Linked DNA regions of Homo sapiens: regions 2, 3, 4, 5, 6 and 7 are each linked to region 1. A link is a contact called in ENCODE Hi-C or POLR2A ChIA-PET data. All regions are on one chromosome and are shown on one strand. Each heading gives the region's core, a stretch centred on a gene start or an enhancer-like site at or near the end of the contact. The rest is flanking DNA. Distances are from core to core; before and after follow the strand shown. Region 1 holds the start of MAP3K7 (mitogen-activated protein kinase kinase kinase 7). Region 2 holds the start of NDUFAF4 (NADH:ubiquinone oxidoreductase complex assembly factor 4). Region 3 holds the start of MMS22L (MMS22 like, DNA repair protein). Region 4 holds the start of PNISR-AS1 (PNISR antisense RNA 1). Region 5 holds the start of FBXL4 (F-box and leucine rich repeat protein 4). Region 6 holds the start of KLHL32 (kelch like family member 32). Region 7 holds the start of UFL1-AS1 (UFL1 antisense RNA 1).

What was found. Hi-C counts contacts between places; a loop is a spot of excess contacts on that map. ChIA-PET counts read pairs that join two places held with the same protein, here RNA polymerase II (POLR2A). Pooled maps may share reads with other maps.
Region 2: a loop to region 1 is called in a pooled map, with 21 times the contacts of the local background. The contact joins the promoter of NDUFAF4 here to the promoter of MAP3K7 in region 1. A Hi-C loop is called at or near these places in 10 of 50 pooled maps.
Region 3: a map of CD14-positive monocyte shows a loop between it and region 1 (18-fold over the local background). The contact joins the promoter of MMS22L here to the promoter of MAP3K7 in region 1. A Hi-C loop is called at or near these places in 3 of 168 maps with a recorded cell type or tissue (CD14-positive monocyte, CD4-positive, alpha-beta T cell and naive thymus-derived CD4-positive, alpha-beta T cell) and 11 of 50 pooled maps. POLR2A ChIA-PET finds 5 or more read pairs at or near these places in 1 of 52 experiments (WTC11).
Region 4: a loop to region 1 is called in a pooled map, with 10 times the contacts of the local background. The contact joins the promoter of PNISR-AS1 here to the promoter of MAP3K7 in region 1. A Hi-C loop is called at or near these places in 2 of 50 pooled maps.
Region 5: a map of CD4-positive, alpha-beta T cell shows a loop between it and region 1 (11-fold over the local background). The contact joins the promoter of FBXL4 here to the promoter of MAP3K7 in region 1. A Hi-C loop is called at or near these places in 4 of 168 maps with a recorded cell type or tissue (CD4-positive, alpha-beta T cell, CD8-positive, alpha-beta T cell and naive thymus-derived CD4-positive, alpha-beta T cell) and 7 of 50 pooled maps. POLR2A ChIA-PET finds 5 or more read pairs at or near these places in 1 of 52 experiments (B cell).
Region 6: a loop to region 1 is called in a pooled map, with 14 times the contacts of the local background. The contact joins the promoter of KLHL32 here to the promoter of MAP3K7 in region 1. A Hi-C loop is called at or near these places in 9 of 50 pooled maps.
Region 7: a pooled map shows a loop between it and region 1 (15-fold over the local background). The contact joins the promoter of UFL1-AS1 here to the promoter of MAP3K7 in region 1. A Hi-C loop is called at or near these places in 3 of 37 single-sample maps with no recorded cell type and 11 of 50 pooled maps.

What each region holds. Positions count from the first base shown.
Region 1 is chr6:90,585,765-90,588,879 of GRCh38, reverse strand. MAP3K7 (mitogen-activated protein kinase kinase kinase 7) reads left to right here and starts at 1,808. Exons shown (of 17, transcript NM_145331.3): 1 at 1,808-2,116. The coding sequence starts at 1,997. It overlaps LOC124901363 (a long non-coding RNA gene), which reads right to left and starts at 2,086. Exons shown (of 2, transcript XR_007059680.1): 1 at 925-2,086. RefSeq lists silencers at 1,676-1,872, 1,869-1,988.
Region 2 is chr6:96,896,324-96,899,348 of GRCh38, reverse strand. It overlaps NDUFAF4 (NADH:ubiquinone oxidoreductase complex assembly factor 4), which reads left to right and starts at 1,458. Exons shown (of 3, transcript NM_014165.4): 1 at 1,458-1,683; 2 at 2,502-2,605. The coding sequence starts at 1,548. It also overlaps a transcript of KLHL32 not described here. RefSeq lists an enhancer at 1,536-1,635.
Region 3 is chr6:97,281,940-97,284,699 of GRCh38, reverse strand. MMS22L (MMS22 like, DNA repair protein) reads left to right here and starts at 1,484. Exons shown (of 25, transcript NM_001350599.2): 1 at 1,484-1,604; 2 at 2,147-2,386. The coding sequence starts at 2,223. RefSeq lists enhancers at 1,208-1,267, 1,648-1,907.
Region 4 is chr6:99,423,158-99,426,122 of GRCh38, reverse strand. It overlaps PNISR-AS1 (PNISR antisense RNA 1), which reads right to left and starts at 1,252. Exons shown (of 3, transcript NR_125843.1): 1 at 1,009-1,252; 2 at 736-899. It overlaps PNISR (PNN interacting serine and arginine rich protein), which reads left to right and starts at 815. Exons shown (of 12, transcript NM_032870.4): 1 at 815-908. RefSeq lists enhancers at 14-63, 1-250, 134-353, 1-473, 474-993 and 3 more and a silencer at 1,157-1,337.
Region 5 is chr6:98,946,266-98,949,428 of GRCh38, reverse strand. It overlaps FBXL4 (F-box and leucine rich repeat protein 4), which reads left to right and starts at 1,483. Exons shown (of 10, transcript NM_001278716.2): 1 at 1,483-1,623. RefSeq lists silencers at 1,062-1,356, 1,654-1,963 and enhancers at 1,089-1,600, 2,404-2,593.
Region 6 is chr6:96,923,210-96,926,327 of GRCh38, reverse strand. It overlaps KLHL32 (kelch like family member 32), which reads right to left and starts at 1,600. Exons shown (of 11, transcript NM_052904.4): 1 at 1,302-1,600. RefSeq lists a silencer at 1,564-1,873.
Region 7 is chr6:96,520,228-96,523,246 of GRCh38, reverse strand. It overlaps UFL1-AS1 (UFL1 antisense RNA 1), which reads left to right and starts at 1,533. Exons shown (of 4, transcript XR_007059687.1): 1 at 1,533-3,019. It overlaps UFL1 (UFM1 specific ligase 1), which reads right to left and starts at 1,441. Exons shown (of 19, transcript NM_015323.5): 1 at 1,297-1,441; 2 at 1-101. The coding sequence starts at 1,373. RefSeq lists enhancers at 109-980, 1,647-1,836, 981-1,852, 1,853-2,724, 2,725-3,019.

The sequences.
Region 1 (3,115 bases), core at 559-3,058:
AACTTTTCTCTATATTTGACATTTTTGTAACAAAATTTTGGGGGGAAAAATCAAGCAGGAGAACTGCATCATGGCTGTGGTAATTAATTAGTCCTTTGTCAAGATTCCAGTCCTAAACTGAAGGTACAGGAAACATATCTTACACTCCAGGGAAAGGGAGGACTGACAAAAGCTATTCATTTGTACAGAATATCTAAGTATTTATTGAGTTCCCACCTGGCAGCAAGATCAAGGTGTTAAAAGGAAATCGGATATAGACCTGCAGAGTTATAGCACAAGGTAAGAAGTGACCATCCTTGTTTGGAAATGCAAGGGGAATGACAGGTGAAAATGACTGTCCCACTGATTATATCAGCTTCTACTGGGTATCAGTGCACCACGCATCATTTCACATGCCCTGATTTCTCACTTGGACAACCAACTGGGTGATGGCATCCTTAAGTGACATAGGAAAATAACATAGGAATATATTTGTGGTGGGTGACAACTTTTGAATTTGCTGTGGTATCTTGAAGTTTAGGTGTTTGTCTAAGTAGAGATGACCAATAGGTCCAGAATTCAGGAAAAATCTTGAGTATTTGGAGATTAGGAGTCATCATTATAAAAATAGTATGAGAAACAGAGACCTTGGGTAAGAGCATGCAAAGAGAGAGTGTACAGTGAAAAGAAATTATCGTTTCTTTCATTTTTTTATCCACTCATCAAACTGTCACTGCGTGTCACTAGAACTACGAATAAAAAGTGACAGAATGTTTCCCAGGAGTTTGTAACTTCTTGATGGTCAAATCCAATGATCTATTTGCAATCCCAAATGTGTTTAACATAATTCCACAGTTAGGCTTTATGTCAAACGGACTATATAAAATTCAACAGTTAGTTTAAAACTAAAACTTGTGCTGGTAGTACAACATGAGCAATACTGACCATCTTGGGGACAGAATGATCTAGTTTGTGAGGACCATAATTGCTTTAAACTCTCAGCGTGTTTTCTCATGTCCTGAAAATGGTGACAAAAATATTCGATTTTCAAGGCGACTGTTGATGATTCATTTACCAATCTAAAGCACTAGTGCCCCGCACTCGTAATCCATAACTTGAGATGAACACACCAAATTATAAATATCTTATTCACCTAATCCGTGGAAAGTTTGTAACACCAAAATATTAACTTCTGTTCTTGATCACTCAGCCTCCATAGTTATTCATGTTGCATGATCTGATTCGCTCTTTTAGAATTTCTCATAGCGTCAGGTACTAGCTCAAAATAACAGGAGCAACTGCTTCTTTCCATATCCCACATTGAGGAAAACACATTTTGCAAGCCGTCTTAAAGAAACAGGTCAACTTAGTTTAGGGATGAAACTTAAAAGTAAGCTTCGTCACAAAAAACACAGTTCAACACCACCTCGCCCGGCTGCAGGCAGCTCAGAGGACAGGAAGTGAGGCCAAGACATATTTCACGCAGCACAGACTAAACCCCAGCTTTTATCTTTCCCGCTGGTCCTTAAGGGACCAACCGTACTGATTTTCCGTCATGTTCCGCGCCACTTCCGTTCGCGCACTTTAATTACGTCAGGCGTCCTCTCTCGCGGTATCATCCGGTTGCTGAGGCCCTGTAATAAAGGTCTCGCGAAATTTGTTCTAGAGGTCCAAGTTTGCTTCTTAGCTTACTCCACCCCACCCCCAACCTGTCCCTCCTTTTCTTTCCAAGTCACAAAATTCTCCCCTCCCCTACCCCGGAGTTTACGGCCCTCCTCCTGTTTCCGATTTCAGCCCGGAACCGGAAGTGTAGTGGGCGGGGCCCGTCGGCGGAAAACGCAGCGGAGCCAGAGCCGGACACGGCTGTGGCCGCTGCCTCTACCCCCGCCACGGATCGCCGGGTAGTAGGACTGCGCGGCTCCAGGCTGAGGGTCGGTCCGGAGGCGGGTGGGCGCGGGTCTCACCCGGATTGTCCGGGTGGCACCGTTCCCGGCCCCACCGGGCGCCGCGAGGGATCATGTCTACAGCCTCTGCCGCCTCCTCCTCCTCCTCGTCTTCGGCCGGTGAGATGATCGAAGCCCCTTCCCAGGTCCTCAACTTTGAAGAGATCGACTACAAGGAGATCGAGGTGGAAGAGGTGAGCGAGGCCCGGCATGGAGACGCCGGTCCCGGCCTGCCCCGCCCCCGCCTCTGCCTGGTGCCGGCTCTGAAGGTGCCTCCCGGGGCCCCTCTAATTCGCGGGACCCTGCGGGGTCCACCCGGGAGACCCCACAGCCCTCAGTAACGTGGGAGTGGGGGTTACTCTCTGAGCTCAACTGCTCGGGAGTAGCTGCCTTTTTTCCTCTCTTGGGTACTCTTGATTTTGGATTTGATATTCCGGTGATAAACAGGAGAATGAACTGGTGAGATAGTGTGGTCCACCAGTTCTCGTATCTGTAAGTAGTAGTTTCAGCGAAGATCGTAGCCGTTCTGGAGTTTCAGTCCGCTGGACGTAATGTTCTTTTTTTTTTTTTTTTTTTTTTGAGACGGAGTCTCGCTCTGTCGCCCAGGCCGGACTGCGGACTGCAGTGGCGCAATCTCGGCTCACTGCAAGCTCCGCTTCCCGGGTTCACGCCATTCTCCTGCCTCAGCCTCCCGAGTAGCTGGGACTACAGGCGCCCGCCACCGCGCCTGGCTAATTTTTTGTATTTTTAGTAGAGACGGGGTTTCACCTTGTTAGCCAGGATGGTCTCGATCTCCTGACCTCATGATCCACCCGCCTCGGCCTCCCAAAGTGCTGGGATTACAGGCGTGAGCCACCGGGCCCGGCCGGACGTAATGTTCTTAATGGCCAAAGATTGTATTATATTCGACTTCTACTTCAGTACCTGGCATGTAGGGGATGCTCAATAAATGCTTGTTAAATTAGTAGATCATCAAGTCTAATAAAGTGTTTCCCTTAGCACCGAATGGTTCTCAATTTCTCCGATACCGCACAGCAATACTCGTAATGTTTAAATGCTCGGCTTTCAGTTGGGCTAATGTAGGTGAATTTCACCATAAGTAACATAGACTGGTCTACGATCAAAAGATGTTTCAAGTAGCATATTCTGAAGAGATAACGAATGATTTCGGTGACAATCAGAATATAATATTA
Region 2 (3,025 bases), core at 209-2,708, 6.3 Mb before region 1:
TTCTTAGCACCCATAGAAATAGAAATACCGTGCCTAAAAAGCCCTGAATCACAAGCATGCTTAAAAGTATCAAAGATAGAAATCTTGGAGCAGCCTGCCACCTTCAGGATAACTTCCCAGTTAATGCTATCTGAGATCACTGATTTCAGCTTCTATAAATTCCAAATACCAATCCCTGTAAAAATGTTCAGTATAATTAAATAAAGGGCATTTAAATTAGAGTGGCTGAAGCCGTCTTCCTTGCAGTGCTTTTGCTCTGATTAAGCATTATACTTAATGATTACATTAGTTTTCTTTTTAAAAAACTTTCCCTTTCTTCATTTTGGTTCTTTGATTCTTGTTTTATTATTATTATTCTATTCGATTATCTTTACATCAATATTTTCTTACTTTAAGCTGGTTAAAAACATCCACTCTACTTCATTTTGCTAAGCAGAGATCAGAACACTAAAAATAGATTTTGCAGCCACAGTAAGAGAAATACTGTAACTTCCTTCCTACTGCTTCCTTCCTGGTGGGTTTTATTTTAGATTAATAACAATATTTCTAAAGGGTCTTAAATAAAAGCAGCACTACAGTAACCCATTCAGGAAATGGAGAGAGACGGAGAAGGTGAATGTAACACTCGTTTTTTTGTTTGTTTGTTTTTTTTTTCTGACGTCTTATTGTCTGTTCCTTTCATTAAATTACACAGAGGCTTAAAAAGAATGAAGAAGGCAAGAGAGAAGAGAAATAGGAGAGGGAATGACTCAGCATTTAGTAGCATGGAGAAGTAAATTAGTAGCAAAAATAAGATAAGGGAAAGTATAACTAAAATCGATACCATTAGGTCAAATGAGAACGGGATGTAAAAAATAATGGAAAAAGAATACAGTGGCTTGAAAATGCATCAGGCGGGGGGACAGGAAAATAAGAGGCATTTAAATGAGAGCGGCTGAGAACAAATACTCATCGAAAGGGAACATCCTTTCATTATTTTCCTTTCACAAAAGCAGGAAAGGGCAACTTGAGAGCCCAGTTTGACCCTGGTTCAGTAAGTTCCATTTTTATCGGCTAACTCTTTGGTGGCATTGCCCTGTGAAACAACTTCAAGGTCAACTTCCTTACGACTTTGATTTTCAGCTCTTCACTGAAACTTTGGAATCACGTGGAGTCTTATCCAATGCTGGGCCTCACTCCACAAGAATTAAATCAGAAAGTCTGGGGTAGGGCCCGGCACAGAACTTTACAGAGCTTCCCGGGTGACTCCCTCGGAGTTCCAGCGTTAAAAGCAACCGTGGGTCTGGGGACTTAAGCCCCGCCACCTCCCGCCGGAAGCGGCCCTCGTGGGAGCCGTCACTCGCCCCGAAGGGAGGGGCTCCCTTTTAAATGCCCTGGGCAGAGAAGCGGTGTGTGGCCTCCCGAGCGCTAGGGGGCGACGGGCACGCATTTAAGCGCCCGCGGCGGGGCTTCCCCTCACTTGTGCGCATGCTCCGGGTGTCCCGGAGTTGTCCTGCGCCGGTGTTCCCACGTGCGGCCTGAACCTGAGCGCATAATGTTATGAGGAGATGGGAGCACTAGTGATTCGCGGTATCAGGAATTTCAACCTAGAGAACCGAGCGGAACGGGAAATCAGCAAGATGAAGCCCTCTGTCGCTCCCAGACACCCCTCTACCAACAGCCTCCTGCGAGAGCAGATTAGTCGTGAGTGGTGCGAGGGCGTTTCGGGGCCCGGGGGCGCGGAGTCCCTGTGCTGCCCGGCTGTCCCTAGCGTGGGTCCGGAGGCCGAGGGATCGGCGTCAGCCTGCTCGGCCGCAGCCGCTCGGGTTGGCGGAGCGTTGGAAGGGGGAGCCGCCAGGCCGGTGACATTGAGACTGTCCTCCGCGCCCGCGGTGAGGTCGGCGGCCCCGCCTACTTCCGAGACCCAGAGGCAGCAGCCAGTGCTCCCGCTAACCAGGCCCTCGCCGGCTGCTGTCACGGACTTGATACAGGGAATCAAAATCCGAGAGGGTCACAGAGCTTTCTCTAGGGGTCTTCACTGGACGATGGACGCAGAGCCTGACCTGGAATTTTGATTTCCATCTAAAGTATTTTCCTAACAGTCCAAATGATTATGTTTATTTTTTAAAAAAATTAAAGTGGTTAGGCCGGGCGCGGTAGCTCAAGCCTGTAATCTCAGCACTTTGGGAGGCCGAGGCGGGCAGATCACCTGAGGTCAGGAGTTCGAGACCAGCCTGGCCAACATGGCTAAACCCCGTCTCTACAAACAATGCAAAAATTAGCCGGGCGTGGTGGCGCGCCTGTAGCCTCAGCTTGTCGGGAGGCTGAGGTGGGAGAATCTCTCGAACCCGGGAGGCGGAGGTTGCAGGGAGCCGAGATCGCGCGACTGCACTCCAGTCTGGGCAACAGAGCGAGACTCCGACTCAAAAAAGAAAATAAAAGAAAGCGTTTGTGTTAAGCGTTTAGGATATTACAGGAAATTTTCCTTGATTTTAATATTGTGACTTTTTTCCTTTCCTTAGTCTATCCAGAAGTTAAAGGAGAGATTGCTCGTAAAGATGAAAAGCTGCTGTCGTTTCTAAAAGATGTGTATGTTGATTCCAAAGATCCTGTGTCTTCCTTGCAGGTAAATGTGTGTTTAATTAAGTGAATACACAATTTACTTATTTTGGGGCTTCAGGAAAATGATTAAGTGTGGCAAGTAGTAAAAAGAGTGCTCTGCAAGTGTGTGTTGTGATCAATCTACACGCCTTGGCAAAGTTTAAGCACACTGGTGTAAGACAGCAAGACACTTATGCCTTGGTTCACTGGATATTTACCAGAATTCTAAAATAACTTGTGGAAGTATTGATACAAGCAACTGTGTGAATTATTTCATAGTATTTCAGAATTTGTAGGATTTGGTAAGGCATTACTTCCAGTGGTTGTCATTTGAGTGACAAAAGCAGAGCTTTAATATTATTTTCTCATTCTTCTGTGGATTGAGGTATGTTCTAATCTCAGAGACTCCTTTAGTAAGTGGTGTTGTTGGATTTTGTGGGGTGTT
Region 3 (2,760 bases), core at 235-2,734, 6.7 Mb before region 1:
CAGATGAGCACCACCACGCCTGGCTAATATTTGTATTTTTTTTGTGGAGACAAGGGACAGGGTTTCACCATGTTGCCCAGGCTGGTCTGGAACTCCTGGTCTCAAGGGATCCACCTACTTCAGCCTCCCAAAGCCACTGTGCCTGCCCTGGCCTGAAGTTTTCTTGTAAGAAGTGGTGTGTGTGTGTGTGTGTGTGTGTGTGTGTGTGTGTGTGTGCAGAGAGAGAGGAGGGAGGCTTAACCAAAGATTCTGAGTACTACGATAAATACAGAGATACTCAAATTTTCTTCTTTTGTTGATTTTTGACAGTTTGCGTCTTTTAAGGAATTTGTCCATTTCACCTATGCTTATTGGCATAAAAATGTTCATAATGTTCTTTTAATATCCTTGTCCTTTTAATGACTAAATTTCATAGTGATGAAACCTTTTTAATTCCTGATACTGATAATTTGTTTATTTTCTTTATCAGTTTGGGTAGGGGGGTTATCAATTATATTGCTCTTTTAGAAAAACAACTTTTGCATGTATTTCCTTCCATTTATTTCATCCCATTTATTTCTACTATTTATCATTTCATTCATTTTGCTTGCTTTGGTTTCAATATGCTGGGGGTTTTTTCTAGTTACTTAAGACAAAAGTTTATTGAATTGAGTTCTTCTTTTTAATGTAAGCAGGTACTGTTACAAATTTTAGTGTTTTCATTTTAATTTAATTCAACGTATTTTCTAATTTTCCTGTGATTTTTCCTGATTCACAGGTTAGTTAGAAGTATGATTCTTAATTTCCAAATATTTAGAGTATTTCAAGTATCTACTTTATTTCTAGTTTAATGCCATTATGATCAGACTATACACTTTGTACGATTTAAATCTTTTTAAAGTTGATGACATTTGTTTTATGGCTCGGAATATGGTATCGCTTAGTGAATGTTTCATGTGCACTTGACAGGAGTGTGTATTCTGCTATTGTTGGGTTGGTCACCTATAAACGTCAATTAGGTCAAGTTGGTTAGTGCTTTCCAAGTTTTCCATATCCATACTAATTTTCTGTCTACTTGTTCCATCTGTTACAGAGAAAATTAATTGTTGCACTTGCCTGCCTCACAGTCCATGGACAAAAGGCATCTGCATTCTAACAAGAGTTGCTGGCCCCAGAGCGGGAAGAGGGGACGGCGCGACTGTGGGTGTGAACGAGGCACTCACTTCGCACTCACTGGAGTAAATATCTTCTCTTTGGTCCGGCCAGAGGATAAACCCATAGTCCTTAAGTCCTCTCCTCCGCCTCAGCAGCAGTTCTGTTTTTTTTTTTTTACCAGGCCCCGCCTTTCAGCCGAACGCACCAATTAAAGGTACAAAAAAAAAAGTTTCTCAGTACCTCGTCCCGGACTGACGGACTCTCGCGAGAATTCGTGGGGCTCCGACTGTTTCCGCGCAGATATCGCGAGGCGATTGGTAGCCGGGGGAGGGCTGCGCCGTGGCCCCGCCTTTCCGGAGCGCGGGCGCGCGGTGGCGGGAATTTCGCCTGTTTGCGGTTTAGACCCCAAAGATTCCTGTTGGTGGTCTGGGTCACAGGAGGCAGGTTTCGGGAGCTGGAAATGTGAGCGGGTACGACAGGCACCGCGGGTAACCGACGCCCCGGGTCCTTGCTGCAGCCGGGTACGCGGGATACCGGCACCCCGCCTTCTCCGCCCGAGTGCTGCCAGGCGTGGGCCTGGTGGGTCTCGCCTCCTCCTTGGAGGGTCGGGGTTGGCCCTAGGGGTTGCTTTCCTAATTTCCACCCCGAGCCGGGGAGGGAGCGTTCTCCACCCTGCTGCTGGGAAACGGGCGGAGAGTGGTTTAGAAACGTTGCGGAGGGCGCAGTTCTAGGCAAGCCCGGGACGCTATGTCCTGCAGACATTTCTTTGCTTTTCACCTTGTCCTGGGCTGCAGAGCCCGACTTAGTGGCCGGATTTCGAGGTCCCTGCCACAGCCAGTTGGTTGTGCATTTTGTCTTAAGTTCTGACAGCCTTGATGGACGGAGGGCGAGGGGGAATTGGGAATTTGGCCTCTGGGTTTGTTCGTTTGTTTTTCCTTCCTGCTGGCGGACGTCTTGAGAACTTTCTGAAGTAATCCCCACTCTCTCGGCCCCACCCCCCCCCCCCCAACAGGAATCTCTTCACACCTTCTCTTTGGAGCCCTTAATGATACGACGAACCCCAAGTGTTTCAGAACATGAAGTAAACAATGGAGAACTGTTCTGCTGCATCGACGTTCCTGACTGACAGCTTAGAGCTGGAGCTGGGGACGGAATGGTGCAAACCTCCTTACTTTTCTTGTGCTGTTGACAACAGAGGAGGAGGAAAACATTTTTCTGGAGAATCCTACCTCTGCAGCGGAGCCCTTAAGCGGTAGGTAAAACTCAGAGACATTTTCCCTCATCTGATTATTCACCAGTTTTTTAGGAATGTTAGTTATTTCAGCCCATTAAACTTTGGTGTTCACCAAGTCGTGTTTTATAAATCAGCTTAGTATATCATAAGGGTACAAATGATTATCAGTTCTGCTGGCTTCTTGGTAAGGGCATATCTAAAGTATTTGGGGTATTAGGGAAAACTTCCTTGGTAACTGATGTTCCCTTACTGTAGGGAGCTGGGCACTAATTTTTCTTCTACTTAAAATGAATTCCTAACTATCTGAGCCTTTTGCAGTAGTATTTCCTTCTAAAGAGTGTGATAATATTCTAGAGCTTTCCAGTAATATTTAAGAGAGACAAACATTTTTT
Region 4 (2,965 bases), core at 3-2,502, 8.8 Mb before region 1:
AGCCATCTTGTAGTTGAAGGAAAGCAGCAGGACGGAAACCAGACTTCCCCCCCACGGTTCCCTAAAAGTCACGGATAAAGAATGAAAAACCGGGACTAGTTAAGCCAAGGAGAGAAGAGCAAGTGTTCCCGGAAGGGGGCGCGATGTGTTGAGGTTAACAAAGAGAAAGACAGCTGCGGGGTCAGCTAAGGTCTCCGCTTTCGCTACCGACCCAGACTGCTCACCTTCACAAACTCACGTTTTCCTCAAGCGGCACCCTCGGCAGCGCTCAAGTGAGAGTATTCCATCCTTGGAATACTCCGAGAAGGTTCGAGCCAGAAGTTGGATTGCCTGAAATGCCGCTTCCAGCGCACTAAGTAACTTGAACTGCGCTAAGCAACTGGCCAGAATTGGTTTGGTTTGGTTTGACCCTGGGGTTCCTCCGTAGTCTGTAAGTGGAGTTGCGAACTCAACCCCTTCTCCAAGGCGGGAGTGTTTCTAGGAGGGAACATACTTCCCCTTAAAGGAAGATCACGTTGCTAAAGTAAAAAATTTGAAGGCGCCCTATGTGTAGAACACTTACGTTCTTGGCTTTCTGGCCACTATAAAGATGGGTCGGGAATGGCGCCAGCTACGTTAAAAAGTAACGTGCAGGAATGGTTCAGTTGCCCGGTGTTGACCAGAGTAGAGATGGTTTTGCCCACAAAAAAAATGGCGCCGAAACATGTCAATCCGCACAATCACGTGTTCACAAACCTGGATGAGAGATGGTATGGCTTCAGATGACAAACGGATGTTATTATTCTTTACTTCCGGGTGAGACAAATCGGGCGCCATCTTGTCTTGTTCCCGAAGAAGTAGAAGCATCGAAAGCGTTGGAGAGGTGTTACCGGAACGGCGGCGACAAGGGTGTTCCCGAACTAGAGTGGGTAAGTGATGGAGAACAATTATACGTGGGCACTTGCCGGACCATTACAACGTTCTTGGTTTCTGTGGCGAAGGTAGCATAACTTAAAATAGGCTGCGTACGCTGCTTGGCGCGACCGCTGGAACCTCATTCCTTTAAAGCGCTGCGGTCCGCCAGACTTGGTAAATCAGAGCGCTGCTTTCGCTGAAAAGGAAATGTCCTTGTTAAAGAGAGTGCTCACGGTCCCATCTTCTCACAGAGTTTCCTCTCGGACGAGAAGGGACTAATTGTTGGGTTCCTGACCGGCCGTTAAACACTGCGCGTGCGCAGTGGGAACCCCCTTGTGGGAAGGGGGTTCATGGGGGCGGAGGAGGCGGGGGCTCGCGACCTGGAGCTTATACCCTTTGAGGCTCTGACTACGCAGGCGCAGTTCCTTAGTTTGTGTTTTTCGTGTGTTCTTACCCAATGATGGATATTATGTGTTAAGCTTCGCTAAAGGTAGTATCCAATATTTCAGTTTTTTACCCTGTGGTGGATAGTATCGTCATCTGAACAAATTGAGCATTAGACAAATTTGTTTGTGGGTTGTTAAATTAACATTCTAGCTTAAGATTTTAATTCAACATTAATCTTTTACATCTTTTTACTTCCCCCTGCCCCCAAGTAAAACAAAATAAACTTAGAATTCCTCATTTGAGTGCAGCAGGGCGAAAACAACAGCAACCAGACTACTAAAGATTTTACTTGTGGAATTTTTTTGTAAAGTGGCAAAGGGCTTATAGAGAAAACAGTTCTTTAAAGATGTTCTTGAGAGTTTTTTTTTTTAACTTACTAATAGACTTTATGTTTTAGAACAGTTTTTGTTTACGTTGAGCACATACGACGTCCCCACTACACACACAGTTTATCTTCTTATTAATAGATGTTAGTATGGTACATTTGTTGCAACTAATGAACCAATAATGATAAATTATTAACTAAGGTCCATAGTTTATTCCTACTTCCTCACATTTTACCTAAAGTCCTTTTTCTGTTCCAGGATGCCAGCTAGGATATCACATTACATTTAGTTGTTGTATATTCTTAGGCTGTATATTCTTGGCTGTGACAGTTTCTCAGGCTTAACTAGTTTTTGATGACTGTTAAGGGCTGACTTGTGCCCCTCTAAAATTCGTATCTTGAAGTCCTAACCTCAGTACCCCAGAACGTGACTGTATTTGGAGAGAGGGTCTTTAAAGAAGATGAGGTCACTAGGGTGGACCTTAGCCCAATATATTAATAACTGCTGTCCTTATAAGAAGAGAGTAGGATACAGAGGGATGATCATGTGAAGACATAGGGAGAAGACAACCATCCACAAGCCAAGGAGAGAGGCCTTAGAATGAAATCAACCCCATAGAGCTTACACTATACGCCTCCAGAACAGTGAGGAAATAAATTTCTGTTGCTTAAGCCACCCAGTCTTTGGTACTTTGTTATGGCAAGCATACCAAACTAATACAGTGACCTTGACATTTTTTGAGGAGTATGGTCAGGTATATTGTAGGGTGCCCTGCTATTGGAATTTGCCAGACGATTTTCTCATGATTAAAATGGCCTTACGGACTATATCAGGGGAAGATCACAGAGGTAAGATGCCCTTTTCAACACATGCTATCAAGGATACATACTATCAAGGTGACTTATCACATTATTACTGACCTTGATCATCCTTCTGGAGTAGCGTTTGTTAGATTTATCCACTGTAAAGTTACTTCCCCCACCCCTTTTTATACTGTTCTCTTTGGAAGGAAGTCACTTTGCAGAGCCCACGCTTACTGAATGGACAGTTGTGCTCTTCCTCAGTTAGGGTGGAATATTTACATAATTTATTTGGAATTCTCTGTGGGAGATTTGTGTCTTCCCTCACATTTATTTGTTAGTTTATTTTATCATATCCTTATGGGCTTGTGGATGTTTATTACATAACTTATATTATAATCCAGTACTTCTTTATTTTGTTGCTCAAATTGTACCAGCTTTGGCCATTGGCAGCTCTTCGAGTTGTCTACTGTTCTCCTTTGACATGTTCCTATCAAT
Region 5 (3,163 bases), core at 234-2,733, 8.4 Mb before region 1:
TGCATGTTCTCACTCATATGTGGGAGTTCAGAAAGTGGATCTCAGAGACTGAGAAGTATTGGGGGGGTGGGCCATGGGGGAGCAAGGGGAGGTAAACATACACTTAGAAGAAACATACACTTAGAAGAAATAAGACCCGGTGTTCCATAGATCAGTAGGGTGACTACAGCTAACATTTATCAATAGTACATGTCAAAATAGCCAGAAGAGAACAATTTGAATGTTCCTAGCACAAAGAAAAGATAAATATTTAAGGGGATGAGTAACCCAGTTATGCTGATTTGATTACAGAAATGAATCAAATTATCACATATACCCTGAAAATATGTACAGCTATTATGCATCAAAAAGTTGAAGAAAATAAAAATTTTAATTTTTTTGTATACAATGTATATTGCATATCATATATTGATTCTGTTCATATATAAGTAAATATCCTTACTGGTTTGCCTCATTGGAGCATTCAGACAGCAAATAATGTGTAGTTCAACATTTTATTAAATATTTTCCATCTTAGTGGATATTTTGTAACAAGATAAATATGATGCAAACTAAAAAAAGTGCCAAGGGCGGGCGCGGTGGCTCACGGCTGTAATCCCAGCACTTTAGGAGGCTGAGGCAGGTGGATCACAAGGTCAGGAGATCAAGACCATCCTAGCCAATATGGTGAAACCCCGTCTCTACTAAAAATACAAAATATTAGCTTGGCGCCCTTGTAGTCCCAGCTACTCGGGAGGCTGAGGCAGGAGAATCGCTTGAACCTGGGAGGTGGAGGTTGCAGTGAGCCGAGATCGCGCCACTGCACTCCAGCCTGGCGACAGAGCGAGACTCCGTCTCAAAAAATACATAAATAAATAAATAAAGTGCCATACTGAATCTACCAAAAATAAATCAAAATGAGTAAGAGAGGCTGCCAGACCATCTTCTTCATCAGAGGTAATGGTCAGAGGCTTCTGAACGTTGGTATGGAAATGAGCCTGCAGGCAGGATTTGTATGCAGGGAAGAGGAGGTTTGTAAACTAGGTGAATTATACCTTCAGAGTGCATATAATGTATATTATACTTTTCCTCTACGTATGCGTACCAGCCGTATTACCTATGTATCATCTGATCCACCAAGTCTGGACTGAAGAAGTCCTTGTAGGACCACACTACACATGGCGAGCCGGTACTCGGAAGGGATTATTCCGAAGAGGATTTGTAGACACTACCCGCTGTGTATGACCTAGGCCCTTTACACGGGCACCACTGGAGCTAGGAAGCCAGCAGAAAGCTCCTCCCCCTGGCCTGGGAGCGGGCTGTCCGTAGGACCCAGAGCACCTCCCATGGGAGAAACGCCCGGCTTTGCTTCTGGCCCCGCCCCGCCTCCCTCCAGGCCCCGCCCCGCCTCCCCGGCCCCGCCCCAACCCCGCGGCCCCGCCCCTCCTCCCCGGCTCCGCCCCGCCTCCCCGGGCCCGCCGCTCCTCGCGGCCTCCGCGTCTTCCTTCCGGGTCGCGCTAGGCCGGGCTTGCGGCGGTTGTGCCGCATCTAGAGAGTCGGGGAGCCGCCCCCGCACCCAGGCCTTCTCGCGCTGCCTGGTCGCTGGTGAAGCCCGCGGCGCGCGCCTCTCCCGGACCCTGCAGGGTACGGCCCTTCCTTTACTTCTCCCTCCCGTGGGTCTCTGTCTTCTTCCTTTGGCGCCGGGGCGGGGCCGGGGCCGAGCCAGCGCGCAGCTCCGCGCTTTGGGGAGTCTGGACGCCTGGCAGAGGCCCCCGCTGCCCGCCCCTCCCCGCCCGCGGCCCCGCGCCCCCGCGCCTCCGCTTCACGCTTGCGGGGCTTGCTGGGGCCCTTGAGAACTGCTGACGTGCCTCGGGCTCTTTCTACGCTACAGTCTGCCTGCAGGCTGTGAGGCGTCGTTCGGACGTGTGCGCGGCTCAGGGTTGTTTACACCGCGGGGGACTGCGGGTCGCCCCACACCCGCGCTCAGTGCTGCGCCGGCAGCCACGCGTCGGCCACATGCCCGCCTGTGCTTGTGATTCCTGTGCCTGCTGCCTTGATTTCCCTCTGACATCCGATGGTTTTTGCCTAACCAGGCCTGTTTTCTTTCTTCAGGACTGCTACAGGGTGCCCAGCTACAACCTTGTTTCTGTGTTTAGGTTTAGGGGTGCCCCTAGAGTGTGATGATGACCATCTACTTGGCCTCCTTGTCGACATATTTATAACGGGTGGTTTTGGATTTCCTTGATTTCCCAGTAATCATTGCCACAAACCTTCGAGATGCATTCACAGATTGAAATACAGTATACAAATAACTATTATAGAAGGTGAAGATGGTATAAGCCTGTGGTCAGGTAGTTGCGTTGGCAGGATGCCCGTCTGGCTTTGTGCTCCGGAGGGCACATTACCACCAGGTGCAGGGATCTCTGCTTGCTTTGGTCTGTTCACAGACACAAGCTGCCTTTTCTGGTTCTTGCGTGCACTCCTTGGTTTCTTAAGTTCAGCTATAGGTATATATTTTTTTCTTTCAGGCTCACTTCCTGCCTCCATTATCCTGTACCGCATATTGTATCTGTTGGTTGAGTAGAGAGAGATTCATCCAGAGTCATCAGCGCTCCAATAGTCCTTTATCAGATTAAGGACTTGAGGGAAATGTGCATTATGCTTTAGTAGGCACTCTAAAAGTTCCTTGAATTGGATTCTTCTTTCCATACTTATGTTCTGAGTACTAACTTTGTTTTAAACTTCTGCGCCAAAAGTTGGCTTTTCTGAACTCTGCATTTTCAAACTCTTCCCTTCTGTTATTTGAAAATCAGATAAGTCAACTCATTGTAAGATGGATAATTTCTTTACTCACGCCGTGATGAAATAATGCGATTATAGTACTCTGTACAATGGTACATATGGTACTTGCACATATGGTCAGTTAACAAAAACTGCCCCTTCTTTCTTTACTGTGTTAGTCTCATCCTCTTAATGTTGCTGCGGTTAACATTCTCGATCTTAACTTCGCGGATCTAACACAGTGTCCTTTAAAAAAGGCCTTTATCTACATGAATTGTATATAAATATCCACCTCCGTTTTCTTCTAGTATTGTTAATGATCTTATTTATATTTAATGTGAGATAAGAAGGCTCTAACTTTATAATTTTGTTAGTGACTCCATCATCATTTGTTGGAATTCTA
Region 6 (3,118 bases), core at 351-2,850, 6.3 Mb before region 1:
ACTTGCTCCTCACATTATTTATTACACTCTCTATGACAGAGTTTAAAATCTAAATTAGAAGAATTTGACTTATTTCCTTGGGTCATTTAACAAGAAGTAGAAAAGATGAACAAATATCCAAGGAAAACAAAATTAATTCTTGAATGCCAGTGGATCTTTACTGGGCCATTTGTTTGTGATGGAGGCATGAAATTCGTGCAAAGTGTAATTACTGGATTGCTGATGCCTTCAAGTACTGTGTTACAAGTTCACCCAATAGACACCCGAGACCTCAAAATAAAACAAAACTGACAGCCCAGGTATTAGGCTGACCTGTTCCATTGGCCTATCAGTGTTCCAGTAGAGGACCCAGTCCCATCAGAAAAAAAACAAAAAGCAAAAACCACTGCACTTTCATATAAGCTCTAGTAAGCCATGGCACACATTTTATATCTATCTCTATCTGTGTATAGAGATAGATCTAAAAATAATCAATAAGAGATTTTTTAAAAAACAGAATCTTCTCAGAAATGAGCAGAGGTGCAAAAAACTGCGCTTCAATACTGATGCAGGGGATATAAAAATGCTAGCAAAGATGTATGTCATGAATGCTACCTTCTTACGTTACGAATTCACAAACGTATTCCTGTTCTGGTCAATTTACAATAGAAGCTCATTCTTGTGTGGGGAAACACAATTAAATCATCTGCTTTTAATTTAAAATAATCACGACTAAGTGAACTGCAAAATAAAACTGGAAATAGAGGGGAAGAAGGGATCTAAACTGCAGTCATCTTTCTTTATAAGATCACCAAAATGGGAGTAAATTATGATTCAAGACACAATCCGTTGAAAAATTCATCTGACGAATCCTTTTTAAAGCATACCATATAGTGCAATTACGGCTTTTCTTGAAGTTGAATGAAACCGCCACCTGAATACAGATTAACAAATGCCAAATTACGAAAGGTCCTCAGTGTATATTTTATTTTAAATATCAAAATAAATAACGGCATCATTTAAGAAACCAGTTCTTTCAATAGATGTCCCACGGCTGATGTTTAAGCAAGTCTCCTTGGCAACCAAGGAGCACAGTACATATTGGGCTCAGGGGGAGGGAAGAAAGGGGGAGCGACTCCAGGGCTGGCAGCATAAGTAACCTGAGTAGTGGCTGCTCCCGTTAGACGACACGGGCAGAGGCTGCATGGGCTGCAAGCCCCTGAAATGTCAACTCCGGGTCTGCCCCCACTTGGCGCACCAGCAGCCTCCCACCCTCTTCCTCAGGTCTGCAGAACAGGTTACAAGGAGAGAGACTGGCTTACCCGATGGGGTGAGCGGTCTGCTGGGTTAGGTGCCAGAGACGGCAGCGCAGGCACCGGCCTCTCCTTGATGCACAATGGCTCTGCTTCGCCCCACGATGCTGAGGTTAACAGAACCCGCAGTAGCTTCGCTCTGCTGGTTCGGGGATGCAGTAGCGAAGACGAGCGTCCTAGCGTGTTTGTGTGTGCGAAAGTGTGTGTGTGTGTGTGTGTGTGTGTGTGTGTGTGCCTGCGTGCGTGTGTGCGCGCGACTGCCTGCGCGCTCCCGAACTGTCGCGCGGGGAAACTGCTCCCTAGTAAATAAAAAGCCCTAGCCAGCACTGCAGGTGGCACGTCCCGCTGACTCCGCCCCAGGCGGTCGCGTCAGACTGGAGACGCACCTTGGCACCCCCGGGGCGGGTTCAGACGCCACAGGGCTCCGCCCCCTCCCGCCTCCAGCTAGCCCGCGCGCTCCCTCCCCCTCCCCCGCGATCCCGCGCACATCCTTTCGCCACCCCGCGCGCAACGCCACCGCCCGCCGCCAGCGCGCTCGCTCCCCTGCCGCCCCCCGCCCCCGCCCCCGCCGTCGGCGAGCTGCCAGCGCGCGCCCGCCGGTCCCGGAAGTACCCTCCTCCACGCCGCCCTCCTCCTCGCTCTCCGGCACCTGCGTCGCCGGCCCCTGGGTCACATGCGCAGTCTGTAGCCACCACTGCGGCGACTGAGACCCGGGAACCCAGCCTGCTCGCCCCCAGACTCCTTTCCCAGGGCTGGCGGGCAATCTGAGCAAACAGACCCCGTGGCCCTAACTCGGTGTTCCAGGGAGTCCTTGCTCTGCTAACTTGTGAAGTTCAAGTTGCCTCTAGTCCTAGCGGCCCTACAGTGGCCCTCCTTAGGATAATACACTCTATGGTACTGACCAGAACAAATTCACAGTAACTTTAAGAAACGTCAGGGGAACCAACCCGCCAGAGGTGGACGAAATCCCCAAGCCTGAGAAATGAGAAAGGGTGTGATTACTGTGGTTACTACTAATTCAGCAATAAAACCGCAAACAGACAACAACCACAGAACCATACCATTAAATTCCAGGGCCTGGCACACTCAAGTGCCACTTCCGAGTCATTCAGGTCACTCCTGTGTAAAACATGCTGAGAAACTCACACTAAAGCAAAGTGGGTAATTTTAATAGGTAAGTATTCCACCACCGAATTGAAAACCTTAGTCCAACGTGGAGGTAAGACACCAGAAGCAGGAAGAGTGTAACTAAATTGGAGTAAACTGTATTTTGTAGAAGTTCAGGATTTAACTTACTGCAAAGATAGTATGTTAATCCTATTTCTTGCAGGTTTATGTTCTGCCACAGAGTTGGGCTAGGAACAGTGCCCTGATCTATTTTGAGGTGTCCTTAATGTTCTCATTGGTCTCAAATCAGTGGTTCAGCGATTATTTTCTACTTCTAGATCCACAGGATTTGGGGGTTTATTCGTTTGCTCCCTCTGGAGGTTATCTGTCTGGCTTGTAGTGCTTCATTTTCATGGTTTTGATATCTGGACGCTAGGATGCTGGGTACCTACTTATCTAGCAGTCCTGGACACAGCATAGGACAAGGGAAAGAATGACAAACAACTGACTACAAACATTAGGTGCAGTGTCATCCTAAGAATTTTTCATAAGCAACTTGATAGTTTTCATTGCGTTGTCTTCTATCAGAAAATCGAATATGAAAGCGTCTTTGAACCAAAAATATTGACAGTGACTGGTATCAATAAATAAAACAGTCCTTTAAGATCCCCAAGGTGTTTGTCACTAAAGTGAGAATACTTAAAATTTTAAGCCCATCT
Region 7 (3,019 bases), core at 284-2,783, 5.9 Mb before region 1:
CTGGAGTAATATATTCCTTTCCATCGAGTGTATGAACTACTTCTAGCTGTTTCTGAGCAATCAATTTATTAACAATCTCAATGCAGTTCCGCTCGGACAACCTGAGGGAAAGAAAAAAAGTTGTTTCAAAAGTCCACTTGAGACATTGGCGCTCAATAAAATTAATACAATGTATGAAAACAGGCTTTTAAAAAGTTTGTTTAGTCACTAACTTCTACATCACAATATCTGTATTTTTCACTAACTGATTCAATAAGTTAAAAAAAAACCTTTCAGAGTAAGTAGGTTTACATATGCTTAAATCATTTATTTAATTGGTACACATCATCCCATCACAAATTTCAAGTCTGTTGTCTCTTACAGGCCTGCTTCCAATCTTCAAATCTGAAGGGAAAATTGAAGACATTTATTTAGGTAGGAAAAAAGAAAAAACAAAACAAAACAAAACAAAAAATGCCCTAATTTCCAGTTTAATCAGAATTTTCTTTTAAATTAAGTGCATAATTGCCTCACTTACACACATGGTCTGCAAGCAGGCAGGGGATGTGGCCTAGTGAAACCATAACTTTTACCCACGTTAGTTACCCATGCAGTTACGAGTTTGCTATCAGTGGTAGAAAATACAGCATAAGGGGATTGCTGTCTTCCGGCTCAAAAGGAATAAAACATCGCAGGTAGGAAGTAGTCAAAGAATAGAAAGGCTTCTATTAGCGTTATTTTTAAAAAGCAGAGTTAGGCTCCTCTGGACACATCCTCCAAAGGTTAGTGGGCTTGTAGAAAATGTCAGTGCCCTGAATAACAGATGGGGTCAGGGGTCTAGCCCTAGGTCTGTTACGAGAGATAAAAGGGCAAGAAGTTTTAAGGATCAACATACTATTTGCCAAGTACTGTACTGGGGGCGGGGGTTAGCCTCTCCTTTCGAGCTCATTCTAGATCAGGAAGTGTATAATAGCCAAGATGTCACAGTGATTTGGTGGTTGGTGGGTGAGGGAGGGTCAAAGAAATGCTCAATAAAGGCAGCTCGAAATCACCGGCCCCGTCCATGGTGGGGCGGGGCGCGCCAGCATTTCGCTGCAGCTGGGCTGGGGGGCTCCAGGGCGTCCTAGGCTGAGGACTTTCCCGCCGAGCCTTGGACTTGGAACTGCGATCCAGGCTCGGGACAGAGGGAGGAGGAGAGAATGGTGACAAGCAGCGAGAAGACCCGGGATGCAGGGCCGCGGGTCTAAAGTCCCAGATACAGGCGTGTCCGCCCACGGCCTAATTTGGGCTCCACAAAGGAGAGGGAGGGTCGGGCACCTCTGCGTGGCCTCGGCGAACTGCGCCCGCTGGAAGTCGGCCGCCAACCGCCTAATCTCTTCCCAGGCGTCCGCCATCACGGCCTGACTCGCAGTAGACGCGGAGGAACTGCAGACACGTCAGCCGACAGGCGGTGGGAGAAGAGAGGCGGAACGGGCCGCGCAGAGGGACAAGAGGCTCCGCCCCCGACGCAGACACACCAAACGCTTGCGCCCGAGGCGCGGGGGGCGGGCGGAAGTGCCGTGGTTGTACCGCGGCGCTGGGGGTTCCTCCCGGCGAGACTGGCGGGGCTGCGGCGGCTAGGAGAGTGGTGCGTAGGTGTTTCTGGGGGGGTCGTGGGCAGGATGCAGGGCTCAGTAAAGTTTAGTGTCAGAACTTTGTTTGCGCTACCCCTAATATTTCCGTAGAGTAATAGTTGTATTAACTACTTTTCTTTTTTCTTCTGTCCTCCATTTGTTTTGGGGGAGGGTGCGGAGGAATAAGCCTGTGTCTAAGATTGGCGCCTCTCTTCTCTAGCTGTTAACTCTGAGCATTCCCTTTTGTATAGGGTATCGTGTTAATTTTTACATGCACCCAGAGCAGTCTGCCTTTTGGAAGATACATGGGAGACCCTACCGAAAGTAATTACTTTTTTTTTACAGAGTGAATAAATTTGCGTGTCATAAAGGCTGTATAATTGCTTTCGTGTCTAGAGTTCTAGAGTCTTTCGTATTTCTCTTATTGCAATGATTAACTTCATCAAATAATGAGGAATATAAACATAAGGTGCATGGCTATCAAGGAAACAGGGAAAGCAAAGAGAACATGTATCCTGCTTCCCTGTTGAGTAGATATTTACTCAGGTGTACCTTTCTTTTTTATATCTTTTTTATATCTTATGAATTGAAAATAAATCATGGGACCCCCAAATCACTAAGCTAAAGGGAAAAGTCATACTGGGAACTGCTTAGGGAATCCTGCCTCCCATTCTATTCAAAGTCACCCCTCTGCTCACTGAGATAAATGCATGTCTGATTGCCTCATTTGGAGAGGCTCATAAGAGAATGCAACTGTCTGTTATCTACCTATGACTTGGAACTTCCTCCCCACTTGGAGTTGCCCCGCTTTTCCAGATCAGACCAATGTTTATCTTACATATATTGATTGCTGCCCCATGTCTCCCTAAAATGTGTAAAACCAAGCTGTGCCCCAGCCACCTTGGGCGCATGTTGTCAGGATCTGTGCCATGTCATGGATGCAAGTTCTTAACTTTGGCTAAATAAACTTTCTGAGTTGATTGTGACCTGTCTCAGATATTTGGAGTTCATGTATCTCACTCTTTACTATTTAAAAAATATTATTCCAGTTAGAAAGAATGAATAATATCAAGTATTTGATAGCACAGCAGGGTGACTAGTTGTCAGAGGCGTTTGAACTAGAGCAACTCCATCTTGAATAGGGGCTGGGTAAAATAAGGCTGAAACCTACTGGGCTGCATTCCCAGGAGGTTAGTCACAGAGTGAGATAGAAGGTCCACAGGCAGGAAAAACAAGTCATAAAGACCTTGCCGATAAAACAGGTTGCAGTAGTGAAGCCAACCAAAACCCACCAGAAACCAAGATGATGAATACAGTGACCTCTGGTCGTCTTCACTGCTCATTATATGCTAATTATAATTCATTATCATGTTAAAAGACACCCCCACCAGTGCCATGACAGTGTACAGATGCCATGGCAACGTCTG